2 separate regions of the Homo sapiens genome follow, and region 1 is linked to region 2. A link is an interaction called in ENCODE POLR2A ChIA-PET data of the cell type or tissue named here. Cell type or tissue: MCF 10A. All regions are shown on one strand. Region 1 holds the start of LOC124901447 (a long non-coding RNA gene). Region 2 overlaps TULP4 (TUB like protein 4).

The links. ChIA-PET counts read pairs that join two places held together with the same protein. Peaks named below come from ENCODE experiments on the same cell type or tissue, not always from the same donor. Only the 100,000 strongest peaks of a DNase experiment are listed, where the experiment ranks them.
Region 1: POLR2A ChIA-PET joins it to region 2 with 10 read pairs; 2 of 35 experiments call an interaction of 5 or more read pairs at or near these places.

What each region holds. Positions count from the first base shown.
Region 1 is chr6:158,297,043-158,305,042 of GRCh38, reverse strand. It overlaps LOC124901447 (a long non-coding RNA gene), which reads left to right and starts at 1,671. Exons shown (of 2, transcript XR_007059835.1): 1 at 1,671-1,818; 2 at 4,865-8,000. It also overlaps a transcript of TULP4 not described here. In MCF 10A, no CTCF peak of the experiment used is centred here; a DNase peak (open chromatin) is centred at 4,302.
Region 2 is chr6:158,402,258-158,410,257 of GRCh38, reverse strand. All of the region lies in intron 1 of TULP4 (TUB like protein 4), which reads right to left. Among named protein-coding and RNA genes, the nearest start is that of SNORA116, 83 kb to the right of the region's middle. In MCF 10A, no CTCF peak of the experiment used is centred here; a DNase peak (open chromatin) is centred at 4,547.

The DNA of each region.
Region 1 (8,000 bases), 110 kb after region 2:
GAAGGCAAATGGTTGCAAAATAATGTGAATGTACTTTAATATCACTGAACTGTACACTTTAAAAATGGTAAAAATGGGCTGGGCACAGTGGCTCACACCCATAATCCCAACACATTGGGAGGCTGAGGCAGGAGGATGGCTTGAACCTAGGAGTTTCAGACCAGCATGGACAATATAGCAAGACCCCGTCGTTACAAAAAATAAAAAAATCAGCCAGACATGGAGATGCACACCTGTAGTCCCAGCTACTTGGAAGGCTGAGGTGGGAGGATTGCTTGAGCCCGGGAACTCAAGGCTACAGCGGGCCATGATCACACCACTGTACTTCAGCCTGGGTGACAGAGTGAGACCCCATCTCAAAAAAAAAAATAAGGTAAAATTGGTAAATTTAATGGTATATATATTTCCCCTCAATTTAAAAAATGAGATAAGTTGGTTAAAAAGCAACTATTCATATAAAGTCTTTCAATAACAGATTGAAAGTAAATATTACTCTGCTTGTCATTATGATGTTTTTTACCCTGAGCACTGTTAACACAGGCCCAAGGGCAATCCTGGGTGTTTTCATTAAGAATAAATAATGCTGACCTCCACAGATATTATTAGAAACAAACCTGTTTCTAATAATTACAGCTTATTTTCAGAACATTCCTGTATATCAGTACAAAACCCATACCTGCTTTTAGGATATTAGAATCTCAAACCAAAGAATACATGTGTCTAATTGAATTAATGACCTGCTAGGGTTCTAGATGCCAGTAATGAAACACATAAGATGCTTCCCACTCTAGCTTCCATACGATCCAGTTCTAATGGCAAAGAAGGAGCCCCAGAACTTGCTTGGAAAGTTCAACCTAGGGACAGGATGGTGTATCAGGTATGTTAGATACCCATAGATTAATCAACCAATAAATCTTCATTAAACAGCTATTAATATTATTAATATTATACACAAGGCCCCTGTGCTGTGTTCTCTCCCTCTCTTGTCCCCAATTAGATATTCTACTTTCTAACTTATTTTCACTACAATTTGTTTTGTGTTATCTGATTCCTATTTTCCACCAACACAGATAAAATTTACCATCGGGAGTGGAGAGGTAAAAAAGCATTTTTGGTTTGTTTTGTTTTCTAAACCGTTTGAATTAACGTTAGAGACTGGAGATAAATTAGGGAAGATATTTTCCACTTACACAATTTTAACAGAAACATATTCATTACAAGTTGTAAGAATGCAACCACTCTGGAAAATAGTTTGGTATTACTAGTATTACTGAAGACGTGAATACCCTGCAAATAGCATTCCCACTCCTGAGTGTGTGCACCACAACACATTGTCTGTGAGTGCTCAAGGGGAGGTAGATATAAGGTATTCACATACAAAGTATTCACAGCAGCAGGGTTTACATCAGCTCCAAACTGAAAACAACAGAGACCCTTACCAGTAGTTCTGCTTTTGCCCTTTGCCTTGTGATCTTTGTTGGACCCTTATCAGTAGTTCTGCTTTTGCCCTTTGTCGTGTTCCCTGAGAAGCATGTGATCTTTATTAGACCCTTATTAGTAGTTACGCTTTTTACCCTTTGAAGCATGTGATCTTTGTACCTACTCCCTGTTCTTACAACCCCTCCCCTTTTGAAATCCTTAATAAAAACTTGCTGGTTTGAGGCTCAGGCGGGCATCACGGTCCTACCGACATGTGATGTCATGCCCAGAGGCCCAGCTGTAAAATTCCTCTCTTTATACTGCTGCCTTTATTTCTCAGCCGGCCAACACTTACGGAAAATAGAACCTACATTGAAATTCCTGTTTCCACTCTGGCTGGTGAGTCAATTGCTCAATTACTTTTACTACCTAATATTGTTTTAAACAAAGGAGATAAGACACGGGGTCCTAGGATGGGCTCTGACAGTGAAAAAGCCACTTATTGGATTAATGTAATTTCTGAACAACAGCCCACCTGCACCATACACATTCAAGGAAAAAAGTTTAAGGGCCTACTAGATACTGGGTCTGATGTTTCTATTATTTCCTCTAATTTATGGCCTTCCTCCTGGCGTAAACATCCCACTAACATATAACTAGCAGGGATTGGAAAAGCTGATGAAGTTCACCAGAGCACATTTATCTTGCCTTGCACTGGCCCTGAGGGTCAAAAGGGTAAAATTCAGCCTTATATCATGCCAATCTCCACTAATATTTGGGGTAGAGATTTGCTGACACAGTGGGGGGCTGAAATTAATATTCCACATAACTCTTACAGTGCTCCCAGTCAAAATATAATGGAAAACATGGGGTTTGTTCCCGGACTCGGTCTCGGTCCAAGACATGAAGGAATTACTAAACCTCTTCAAGTTACTGTAGAAGAGGGCTGGTTTAGGTCATCCTTTTCAATGACAGCCACTGCTATGCCTCCCTACAATGAAAATCTGAAACACCTGTTTGGATTGAGCAGCGGCCGCTCTCTCAAGAAAAACTGGAGGCTTTAACTCAATTGGTTGCTAAACAGTTACAACTTGGAAATGTGGAACCTTCTCTCTCCCCCTGGAAGTCTCCTGTGTTTCTAGTAAAAAAGAAATCAGGCAAGTGGAGGATGGTAACTGATTTAAGGGCCATTAATGCTGTAATTAAACCTATGGGAGCTGTCCAACCCAGGATGCCTGCCCCTGCTTTAATACCTAAGAATTGGCCTCTCATAGTTACTGATCTTAAAGACTATTTCTTTCATATTGCTTTACATAAATCGAATTGTGAAAAATTTGCTTTTACTGTACCATCTATCAATAATCAGGAGCCTGCAGCTCGTTATCAATGGAAAGTACTTCCTCAGGGAGTGCTGAATAGCCCTACCATCTGCCAGCTTTATGTTGGACAGGTGCTTTCACTACTTTGAGCTCAATTTCCCCAGGCCTATATTCTTCATTATATTGATGATATATTAATCGCTGCCCCCACTGATAAAGAATTGACTGTTAACAATTTTTGAGCCATTGTGTTAAAGAGGCTGGATTACACATCGCTCAGGATAAAATTCAACAGACCACTCCTGTTCAATATTTAGGAATGGTGTTCAATAAAGAATATATTCAACCTCAAAAGGTTCAGATTAGGAGAGATTCTTTGAAAACCTTAAATGATTCCAAAAACTTTTAGATAACATTAATTAAGACCTACTTTAGGCATTTCAACATACGCGCCATCTAACTTGTTTTCTATGCTGTGTGGAGATTCCAATCTCTGCAGTCCCAGGACTTTCACCCCTGAGGCTTCACTAGAACTGGAATTCATGGAGTAAAGAATCCAAACTGCCCAGTTGTCTAGGGTACAGCCGTCTCAGCCTTTTCAGCTTCTGGTTTTCGCTTCATTGCACTCCCCTACTGGGCTAATAGTTCAACATAATGACTTAGTGGAGTGGTGTTTTCTTCCTCATTCTGTGTCAAAAACTTTGTCTGTTTATCTGGACCAAATGGCCACCCTAATTGGACAAGCTCGGTGTAGAATACTTAAATTTTCCAGATTTGATCCGAATTTAATTGTGGTTCCTTTAAATCAACTCGAAGTTCAGGCCACTTTTCAACATTCCATACTGTGGCAAATTCACTTGGCTGATTTTATCAGTGTTGTTGACAATCATTATCCAAAAAAAAAAAAACTGTTTGATTTTATAAAAATGACTTCTTGGGTGGTCACTTGATTGACCAAAGATCAGCCCATTCCTGAGGCCATTACAGTGTTCACTGATGGCTCCAGTAACAGAAATGCTGGTTATGTGGGTCCTACAGACAAGCTTATTTCTAACCCTTATACCTCTGCTCAAAAGGTAGAGTTAATTGCTGTAATTATTGCCTTACAGGATTTCCCCAAACCTTTAAATATTGTCTCTGATTCTGCTTATGTTGTACATGCCACTAAAAATATAGAAACCGCTACTATCAAACATATTGGTAATTCTGAATTGGCTTCTTTATTTTCAAGGTTACAACAGGCGGTTCGCCAACGTAGACACCCTTTCTATATTACACATATTAGATCTCATACCACTCTACTGGGACCCATGTCTGCTGGTAACGATAAGGTCGACTGGTCTCTATTGCAATCCGAGAAGCTCAGGAGTTCCATAATCTCACTCATGTCAATGCTGCTGGATTAAAAGATAAATTTGCTCTCACCTGGAAGGAGGCTAAGCTTATTGTCCACCACTGCCCTCAGTGCCAAGTTTTTGTACTTCCAAATCAGGAACCTGGCATTAATCCCAGAGACCTAACTCCTAATGATTTATGGCAAATGGATGTGACTCATGTTAGCTCCTTTGGCAGAATTTCACATGTACATGTTTCTGTAGACACCTTTTCAGGTTTTATTTGGGCTACTTGCCAAACGGGAAGGCACAGCCAATATTAAAAGACATCTGTATTCTTGCTTTGCAGTTATGGGGCTTCCATATCAAATAAAGACAGACAATGCCCCTGGATATGTTAGTAAGGCTTTTGATTTATTTATGCAACAATGGGGAATTTCCCGTATTACCAGAGTAACTTACAATCCTCAGGGACAAGCTGTGGCGGAACAGGCCAATTGCACTTTAAAAACTCAATTGTCCAAACAGTCTGAGCAACAAAAGCATAATTTAACCACTCCCCACTCCCAGTTACATTTAGCATTGTTTACTTTAAACTTTCTAAATGTTCCTAAAGACATACTCTGACTGCAGCTGAACAGGCAAAAAATTCTCCCTAAATGAAGGCAAGCCAGTGTTAGGGAAAAACTCCCAGACCAATACCTGGGAAGCTGGAACAATTACAACGTGGGGAAGAGGGTATGCTTGTGTTTCACCAGGAGATCATCAATCCCCTGTCTGGGTGCCCACTAGGAGACTTAAACTTCGTGTGAATACTGACAATAAAAACCATAGGGAAGAGACGTCTGCGTCAGAGACCACCTTCATACCTGGTGAGATCTGTGCCGACTCCTCAGAAACTGGCACGCCAAATTAAAATGGGTGTGGTTCAATCCTCCCTAATGGCAACAGAGACCCCTCTAACTAATCCCACTTCTCCTAATTCCCTTTTTCTCCTTAAGAACCTAAAAATCTCACCATTTCTATTAGCCTGAAAATAACATCCCCCTGTTCTTCTCTTCCTCCTTTAGCACTGGATCTCGCTTATAATAGGTTTTATTTAATAATTCTCCCCCTTACACTTTGTCTTACCAGTTTCCCCTCAAACTGATTTACCTGCTACACAAAATTATTCTTATTAGGCTTATGTGCTTTTTCCCCCACTTATTCAATCTCTCACCTGGATGGATGCTCCTGTGGAAATCTATGCTAACGATATCGTGTGTGGCTGCCTGGAGCTACAGATGAACATTGCCCTGCTCAACCAGGAAAAGAAAGCACTGCATTTAATGTTACTATGGGTTATAAATGCCCTCCTCTGGGCTTTGGACATGCACCTGGTTGTATCCATCTAGAAACTCAAGTCTGGGCTGCTTACCTTCTGGAGAGATCAGCCACAAGGGAATGGGGACATTTGGTCTCCGGCCTCTCCCTTTCTCCTTTAAGACAAATGAAAGGGGGAGTAATAGGAGATACCCCATACCTTCAATATAAACCTGTAGGAAAACCATGTCCTAAAAATTTTGAGGGCCCATCTAAAACTTTAATTTGGGAAGATTGTGTTAATTCACATGCAGTAGTATTAAAAAAAATGACTCATATGGTTTAGTAATAGACTGGGCACCAAAGGGCTATTTAAAAAACGATTGCTCCTCTGGCAGAAGGGAATGCCTGGAGGCTACTTATTTTATATTTCTTATTGGGATGACGAGGATCATCATCCTACTTGGCATAGGAGGTTCAGCTCGTCCTTTTCCTTAAAACAGGAAGATAAGGGCATTACCCCCCACCCCGACCGAGGCCTAGTATGGATACTCCCCATTCCGAGCCCAGAACACCCAGAACTTTGGAAATTGGCTATTGCCATGTCCAGACTGCAAGTATGGGAAGGGGAAACGTTTCTGTCTGTTGTCCCCACTACCGCCCCTTGCATCCGTGATTCTGAACTCCATGATAAATCCCCTTTGAACCTTTTCCCTCTTTTTGATGCTGATCCTCCTTTATGGGACTCCAATTGGCATTATGATAATTCTTCTTGACCCAGGTATGCTCCTCTACCTGTTCGGCATCCCCGGGCACCTAGGATTGCTTCTTTGTGGCGCAGAACATTGGGCATTGCCACTGCCGCTCCTCTCCCTCAGTATCAACGTAGACTCAAACATTCTGCTTTGTTTACCGCCAACCTGACTACTCCTATACAGAGTTGTGTTAAGCCTCCTTACATGCTGTTAGTGGAAAATATCAAAATTTGGACGAACAATCAAACTGTCCAATGCATTAATTGTCATTTATACACTTGTGTTAACTCCCGTTTTGACTCCAGGAAAAGTATAATGTTGGTTCGAGATCAAGAAGGAATCTGGATACCATGTGCCAGACCAGTCAAAGAATCCTGTGTCAAAACTGGGAGAACGAACAAGCCTTCATCGCCATGGCACATTTATATAAAAAGAAAGGGAGAGATGTTGCGGGAAGTCAGGGACCCCAAACGGAGGGACCGGCTGGAGCTGCGGCAGAGGAACATAAATTGTGAAGATTTCATTTTAATATGGACATTTATCAGTTCCCAAATAATACTTTTATAATTTTTTATGCCTGTCTTTAATCTCTTAATCCTGTTATCTTTGTAAGCTGAGGATGTACGTCACCTCAGGACCACTGTGATAATTGTGTTAACTGTACAAATTGATTGTAAAACATGTGTGTTTGAACAATATGAAATCAGTGCACCTTGAAAAAGAACAGAATAACAGCGATTTTTAGGGAACAAGGGAAGACAACCATAAGGTCTGACTGCCTGCGGGGTCAGGCAGAATACAGCCATATTTTTCTTCTTGCAGAGAGCCTATAAATGGATGTGCAAATAGGAGAGGTATCGCTAAATTATTTTCCTAGCAAGGAATATTACATATTAAGACCCTAGGAAAAGAATTGCATTCCTAGGGGGAGGTCTATAAACGGCCGCTCTGGGAATGTCTGTCTTATGCGGTTGAGATAAGGACTGAGATACGCCCTGGTCTCCTACAGTACCCTCAGGCTTACTAGAGTGGGAAAAAACTCCGCCCTGGTAAATTTGTGGTCAGACCAGTTCTCTGCTCTCAAACCCTGTTTTCTGTTGTTTAAGATGTTTATCAAGATAATACGTGCACCGCTAAACATAGAACCTTATCAGTAGTTCTGCTTTTGCCCTTTGCCTTGTGATCTTTGTTGGACCCTTATCTGTTGTGGGAAGTCAGGCACCCCGAACAGAGGGACCAGCTGGAGCCGTGGCAGAGGAACATAAATTATGAAGATTTCGTGGACATATATCAGTTCCTAAAATTAATACTTTTATAATTTCTTAAGCCTGTCTTTACTGCAATCTCTGAACATAAACTGTGAAGATTTCATGGACATTTATCACTTCCCTAATAATACTCTCATAATTTCTTATGCCTGTCTTACTTTAATCTTTTAATCCCGTTATCTTCGTAAGCTGAGGATGTACATCACCTCGGGACCCTGTGATGATTGCGTTAACTGTACAAACTGATTGTAAAACATGTGTGTTTGAACAATATGAAATCAGTGCACCTTAAAAAAGAACAGAATAACAGCGATTTTAGGGAACAATGCAAGACAACCATAAGGTCTGACTGCCTGCGGGGTCAGGCAGAATACAGCCATATTTTTCTTCTTGCAGAGAGCCTATAAATGGACGTGCCAAGTAGGAGAGATACCACTAAATTCTTTTCCTAGCAAGTAATATTAAATATTAAGACCCTAGGAAAAGAAATGCATTCCTAGGGGGAGGTCTATAAACGGCCGCTCTGGGAGTGTCTGTCCTATGCGGTTGAGAAAAGGACTGAGATACACTCTGGTCTCCTGCAGTACCCTCAGGCTTACTAGG
Region 2 (8,000 bases):
TGTGAAATTGAAGATTTTTTGGTCTTATGACAACACAGTTGCCATTGTTGGATAAACGAAATGTTCACAGACTCAATTTCATCTTTTAGAAATTCTTAATCAGTGGCCAGGTGCGGTGGCTCACGCCTGTAATCCCAGCACTTTGGGAGGCAGAGGAGGGCAGATGACGAGGTCAGGAGATTGAGATCATCCTGGCTAACACGGTGAAACCCCGTCTCTACTAAAAATACAAAAACTAGCTGGGCGTGGTGGCGGGCACCTGTAGTCCCAGCTACTCGGGAGGCTGAGGCAGGAGAATGGCATCAACCCGGGAGGCGGAGCTTGCAGTGAGCCGAGATCATGCCACTGCACTCCAGCCTGGGCGACAGAGCAAGACTCCACCTCTAAAAAAAAAAAAGATTCTTAATCAGTTGAGATGCAGCAGTACATGGAAACATAGTCCCATTTACATACTTTGCTAAGAGTTCCAACTAGTATAAACGAAAAGGTGAGTAACACCCTTAAATTAGAGACAGAAATCTTTCCAGTGATTTTTGGTTTAAAAATAAAGCCAAACTGCTAATGCTGTTATTCTCATTTCCTCCCCTGTCTATAATTCACAGCTGCAGCCTTATCTCCCAGTAGCTTACTTCCTGTTCTCTAAATCCTTCCAGCCTATTTGGCAATGTTAGGACACACCAGAATGTTGAGGAATTACCAGCTGGGGGCCAGCTGGGTTCTCAGTTGCCCGAATTTTGTGCTATGGGGCCATGGATCTGCGCAGTTATCCAGGTATAGAGCTTCCCTTCCCTTTTCAAGGAGAATGTGACTCTCGTTGACTCTCAGCACCAAAGAACTTCTGTCTTGGGGTATTAGCTAAAGTGTATGTTCTTTGACTAAGAAGTCAGAGGAAAGGGTTAGTTTTGACCTAGGCCTTTGATGGTTCAAAAAGATACCAACCTATTACCCTCTCCAATATAAGACATGTTCTCTCATTTTAGAGTGTTACTATTATCAGTGAAGTTATTAAAGGCAGGAAAATCTACACAAAAAAACATAGGGCAGAACTGCAGAAAGCCTACATTTGGGCCATAATCTAAGGCCCTAAGTCAGTCACATCACTTCTTACACCTAGAACTACTTTTAGGGAAGGCAAAACAAGCATCACTTTGCCCATCCCAAGGACGTTCATCTTCTGAGTCAGGAGCCCTCCAAAGGGTGTTGATAGATTTACACAAGAAGCCATCTCAGGGAACAACCAATGTCATCACTATTCAGAAGGATTTCTCTCAACCTAAAACAAATGTAATTTGAATGAACACTAAATACACACAGCTCAAGGAAGAAATCCCTGTGATTATCACCACTCTGTTCTTCTTATTCTGCAATTTATTAAGTGAACCAGCAACAACTACAATTGTGCAAGAAAAACAAAGTGATTGCCAATTTAATTGTAGACACATGTGGTCATTTTAACGAACCAAAAGCACCCTGAAAAGGAGGCTGGAAGAAATTCAACTAGAACAATGGTTCTGCAGACTGCTGCCCCCAGAGATGTCACCGGGAGGTCAGTGGTGAGGAAGGCGGGCTCTGGAGTCTGGCTGCCTGGCTCTGACTCCGGGCCTCGTCATTCACTCACCAGCTGCACAGCTGTGGCCACCAGGACCCTCTTGCTGCCCCTTTCCTCGTCTGCTTGACGCAAGCCATGGTAGCACACCCCTCACGGAGTTGTGAGGAGTATCTTAAGAAAGGACCTCAGACCGGGGCCAGGCACACCGCAAACATTCAGCAAATGAGAGCTCTGTGTTATTAATTCACAAACTCAAAACTCCAGAAGATAAAGACTGCTTCAGCACAGTATTTACATATACAGTTTCCTCTTTAATAAAAGATAAATGTTTTGAAAGGTAATCTCCCTTTCCAGACCTGTCTCCCACCACTTGCACCCCTTACCCAACTCTGTAACTTAAAAAGCAACATCACCACATGCTTCGTGCCACCCTTGGCCAGGAACACCCTTCTGCCCCTTGCCGCCTGGTGAGTAAAGCCTTCCCTGAAGTTCCAAGCACTCCCGCTTGCTCTGCGTGCAGCACCTTCTGCACAGTCCCGGCCCATACGGTACACTGCGCTCCGTCACACAAATGTTCCACACCAGACTGAGAACTTTGTAGCTTTTGTTCTATTAAACTATTCTTGAAAGATGATTAACCGTTATCTGTTCCCTCTCTCTCTCTCAAGAGTAAGATGTTAAAACTGATTCAAATGATAAGGGGTTGGATAACAGCTTTATTGGGACAAAATTCACATATGTAATTCACCCATTGTCAGTGTACAATGCAATGGTTATTAGTATATTCACAGAGTTGTACAACCTTTACAATATGTTTTAGAACATCTACCTCAACCCTCAAAGCCCTGTACTTTTTAGCTACCACCAACCAACCCCACAATATTTCCCTCCAGCCCTAAGCAACCAATTCTCTGTTGTTACAGATTTGCCTACTCTGGACATTTCATATAAAAGGAATCATACGATATGTTCTCTTTTGTGACCGGCTTCCTTCTCTTAGCATGTTTTCAGGGTTTATCCATGTTGTACCATGTATCAGTGTTTACCTTTTAAATATAGCCCAGTAACATTCCATTGTATTGAGAGACCACATTTTGTTGATCTGTTCATCAACTTTTAGCTATTATGAATACTGCTATGAACTTTTGTGTGCAAGTTTTTTTTTTGTATAAACATGTTTCATTTTTCTTGGGTCTATACCTAGGAGTGGAGTTGCTGGGTCAAATGATAATTCTATGTTCAACTTTTTGAGGAACTACAGGACTGGTTTCCAAAATGATGCACCAACTTACATCCCCACTAGCAATGGCTGAGGTTCCCAGTTTCTCCAAATTCTAATACTTGCTATTGCCTGTCTTCTAAAAAATGACAGCCACCCTGGTGAGTGTGCAGCAGTTTGATTTGTGTTTCCCTGATGGTTAATGATGCGGAGCATCTTCTCATGTGCTTGGTGGCCATTTGTGTGTTTTTTGAGAAATGTCTATTCAGATTCTTTGCCCATTTTTAGTTGGGTAGTCTTTACTATTACTGAGTTTCTCTTAAGCCCTCTGAAACACTAACTACATGTGAAGAAAACTTTAGATTTTACTTTCAGATAGCCAAATTTATTTCTGTCATTTGAATGTTCACAAATCCAGTTCTCATTCAAACACAATTCAGTTAATCTCAGTTGGTTGGCAAGAATCTGTGAATGAAATGGCCTAGAGATAATACAGGAACTCAGAAAACAGATCTGTGGTCAAAGCCCTGGAATCTGGGGACCGCCGTGCCTCTAACCAGTTCTGAACCTGCATGTGCTGGGGGGTGACCTTCTAGTCCCAGCTTCCTTAGGACATGTACCAGGAAACACAGTTACACATTCCTTCCTGTATTTTCCAAACTTTTTTGTCAGAAAATAATATATCTTCTTATTGGATAGAGTTTATATTATTAGCCAGGCCTGAATTAGGAAAAAGTGAACTCCACACCAAATCTGATATGAATGCGAAACTACCATTCCATGCTTCTCATCTATTAAGTGGCAGCAAGATTCTTCCATTAAAGCAAGATAAAACAATGCTGAAGAGCTACATTATAATTACGGTCTGGAGGAAACCCAACAGTTAATACTTTCATCTTTTGACCATATTCAGGCATTCATCTGCCTCAAAATCCTGTGGAATAGTACCCCCTATGACTCTAACTTCTATTCTTTTCCACTCATCATAGCTGCAAACTCCTGAGTAAAAATTCTACTGGAAAGTATGTTCAATCACATGCACTATTCATTGAGGTTGCAAATCACTTTGAAAACTTGTGAAATTCACATTTTTCCTCATCACTTCTTTTCACTCACTCTCAACTAAATACCCTTGGTGTATCTAGTAGTTATTAGTATTAATAGTTAATTTAGAGCTAAAACAGACATCTGTTTAGCTCTAAACATAAATGTTTAGTGCTCTGGCTCACAGATGAGGAAAGGTAGGCTAATGAGGTGAATAAGCTTTCCTAAGGTCACAAAGCAAGTTCAAGGTTAGGTCAGGGTCCAAGAGGCTCTGTCTTCTCTCTCTTGTTCAGAGCACCTGTTAACCAAGCTGTCACCTGTGGCCGTCAATCACTCAGCCAATGAGTATTCAGGAAGCACCAAACAGGTGCATTCAGGGAGGACACAAAGAGGGGAGAGACGCCTGCCCAAGGAGCACCTGGTGGAACACTCAGAGGAGCCACTTCATTCTTTGCTTTTTAAGCATGTGTTCTTGCTGTCATACTTCTACAATGCAAAAATGTCCTAGAAAACAACTGTATCAATTAGTTCTGGTTCTGAGGAAAGAAAATAAAATCACACTAAAGAGAAATAAACTAAGACGTTCCTGGTGGTGTGTGTTGGGAGACGCCGAGGCAAGGCTTGTACGTCTGACATAATGTAAAAGATTCTTGGAACATGTCCGGGATCCAGGGTCTAAAACTCCTTGTGGCCTTTGGAACGCCAAGCTCTGTGCTAAAGGGTGGAAGGCTACCCTGACGCACCATAATCTCAGCCCAGGGCATAAAAACCCCTTGTGGCTTGGATAGAATCCAGGGCTCGTGGCTCTGGAATGTGTCTAGACTTGCTGGCTCCTTGCTCCTTGCTCCTTGCTCTCCCAGGATCGATTGTATCTTGAGTTAAAAGAACCTGCTCTCCATTATCTCAAGTAGCAGAGCATATGCTAAACCGTCACAGCTGTAAATCATGTGCTTAATGCAACGGTGCCCTTTTGACCCCCACATTCTCAACACCTGTTTGATCACCAATAAATAGTCTGGGCTCCCAGAGCTCGGGGCCTTCGCAGCCTCTACACACTAGCGATGGCCCCCTGGACCCACTTTCTCTCTCAAACTGTCTTTTCTAATTCCTTTGACTCCGCTGGACTTCGTCACCCCCACGACCTGGTGTTGGGTCTGATCACCCCAACAGGTGTGTTATAAATGATTTTTAAACTTTTCCTTATTTTCTGATTTTCCCACAATGACCATATTTTACTTCCATCTTCTCATACGTCTGAAAAAACTATCTTGTTAGACAGTGAATTTAAACAATGTATTTCAGCAACAATAAGTTTAAGTCATTTTTACATACATTATTTTACATAGCTTATTTTAGCTCCACAAACATCTTAGAAGGAGGTACTGCCATGACTATTACCTTGTTTCAGGTAAGTGAAGCTGAAAGAAGGTTAAACTCTCTCCATAGACTTTTTTTTTAACTTAAAAATCTTAGGCAATATTTATGACATATATAACAGTTTAAAGAAAAATTTACTATGAAATGTTCTCATTCGGCTTAAAATATCACCAGTACTATCCAGAGCCCTCTGTATTCCTCTCAGACCTCAATCTTTTCTTGTCTGAGGAAAAAAATGACCTTATGGATATTTCATGTTTTTAATTCACAGGCATTTTTTTTTTTTTTTTTTTTGAGACAGAGTCTCCTCTGTCGCTCAGGCTGGAGTGCAGTGGTGCAATCTCGGCTTGCTGCAACCTCCACCTCCTGGATTCAAGCAATTCTCCTGCCTCAGCCTCCTGAGTAGCTGGGATTACAGGCGTGCACCACCACGCCTGGCTAATTTTTGAATTTTTAGTAGAGACGGGGTTTCACCATGTTGGTCAGGCTGGTCTCAAACTCGTGACCTTGTGATCCACCCGCCTTGGCCTCCCAAAGTGCTGGGATTACAGGCCTGAGCCACCGCACCTGGCCAATTCACAGGCATTTTTATACCTTAATTATACATGTACATATCCTCAATACATTATTCTTAAGGGTTTTATTTTATATGTTACAGAAAAAATGTAACATACACCAAAGAGATCCCTGGCCTAACATCTTCCAAGCATCTCCATGGAACACTTCAAACCTAAGAAGCAGGTATGGTTAGAAACTATCACTCAATACTTATGAAAGGGCTATGGAACTTTCTACCATCTTTCTGCAGAAGTCAGGATCTTTTAACACCACAGGAGATGCTGCTAGGAAGAAAAATCTAAATGAAAGCTGATCTGTATTGCAGTAGACATTCTGGTCTTCAAGGACATCCAATATCCTAAAAGTACAATGAACTCACCATAAGAAAGGTTCCAGCAAACTGAAGAGAGCCGGAGCATGAGTGGAGACTGACATTTCCACATCAGACATTAGGAGAGTGTGGTGGGTAAGAGCTTTTGATTCTCCCAACTACCATATGATGCAAATGTTGCCATTCTTATCTTCCAAAATAGGAAACTGAGACTTAGGGAGGTTAGGTGTTTTGTCCAACATCCCATAGCCACATGGTAGTGGCACCAACCACTCAAACCTAGATGCAGTTCCTAAGTTTACATGTAAAGACGCCACACACGCACACAAGTGAATTCTAATGAGAAGAGTTGTTGTTGTTTTAGCTAGAAACCTGAACTAGCTGACTGACTACAAGATATCTAGGTGACTAAGGCAAAAGGAACATACCTGAGCAATGAGACGCCCAAATTAAAATACTAGTTAAGCAGGGCTAATTAGAAATGTCCCAGGGTTTCCATAGCGTAGTAATTATCAAGTTTGCCTAACACGCGAAATGTCCCCGGTTCAAAACCGGGCGGAAACAGCTCCTTCTACTTTTTGGGAGGCCGAGGCGGGCGGATCACCTGAGGTCAGGAGTTCAAGACCAGCCTGACCAACATGGAGAAACCCCGTCTCTACTAAAAATACAAAAATTAGCCGGGCATAGGGGCGCATGCCTGTAATCCCAGCTACTCGGGACGCTAAGGCAGGAGAATCGCTTGAACCCGAGAGGCGGAGGTTGTGGTGAGCCAAGATCACGCCATTGCACTCCAGCCTGGGCAACAAGAGCGAAACTCCGTCTCAAAAAGAAAAAGTGTCCCTGGAGACACTCACTGTAGAAAAAGGGCCACCACAAGGAACTTATCCTGGTAGGACAGACTGCAGCTTGGGAAGGGGAACAGTAGAATGGAAGACCAAGTAGGGAATGAGCTAGGGTCCTCACCTGCTTTCAAGCAGAGCTCGGGAGCTCAGTGGATGAGGTGGGCTGCAGAAAGCTGGTCTAGCTCAAGTAGTGCACAGCAAACCACTGGGAAGATTTTTAATGACTTAAATTTCCAGTTAACCATCAGCGTTCCGGCAATTGATGGATATTCATTCCCACAAGTTTTCCAGTATCACTTTTACTGTTCATGTCAGCCACTTGAGAACAAGACTATAAATATATAAACTTGTTTTAAGTAAACACAAAACAAATCATTGAGATGTTTATTGTGTGCTGTTATCGGTTGTTATTCTCCCAACATAAGTTGTCAAAAAAAAAAAAAAAAAAACTCCCAAAGCCAGCATTCTGGCACAGAGATAATTTGCTTTCTAATAACTCCAATAGTCATCATTTATTTTTGGATATAGCTACAAAAATAACCTGAAGACCTTTTACAAAATCAACTGCCATTTCAAAATGTACACTGTATACTTTCTAAACTTAAGGCTTGAAAGCTAACAGCTTAGTTCAGACCTTTAATATGGCATTATCTTCCAAATAAACATGTCTTTAAAAAACTGATCTACAACAAAATGTACAATGTTTTTGAGTTATCAAAGATATTCCAACAATAATGTCTAAAATGCTGGCATCTTACCCCCTTTAATTGGGAAGTGAGAAAGTCCAGTTAATTTTGAGTATGATTCTCTATTCAGAACACCAGTCTTCATTTGTTTTCTCAGACAGTCTGCACTTCCCTCAATTCATACAAATAATTTTGTAACAGTAATGACAGTCAACACTATCTCCCAATTGAATTAAAAGAAAAACCAATCTGTGACTCCATCCACATCCTCTCTAAACTCTAATTCAGATAACAGCTGAGCATTAACCTTGTGCCAGGCACTGGAGATACTGAAAGTTGCAGTCCAGTGTTGCCACACTGGGAATATGACAAAGCTGAAGGGTAACTGAGGGGT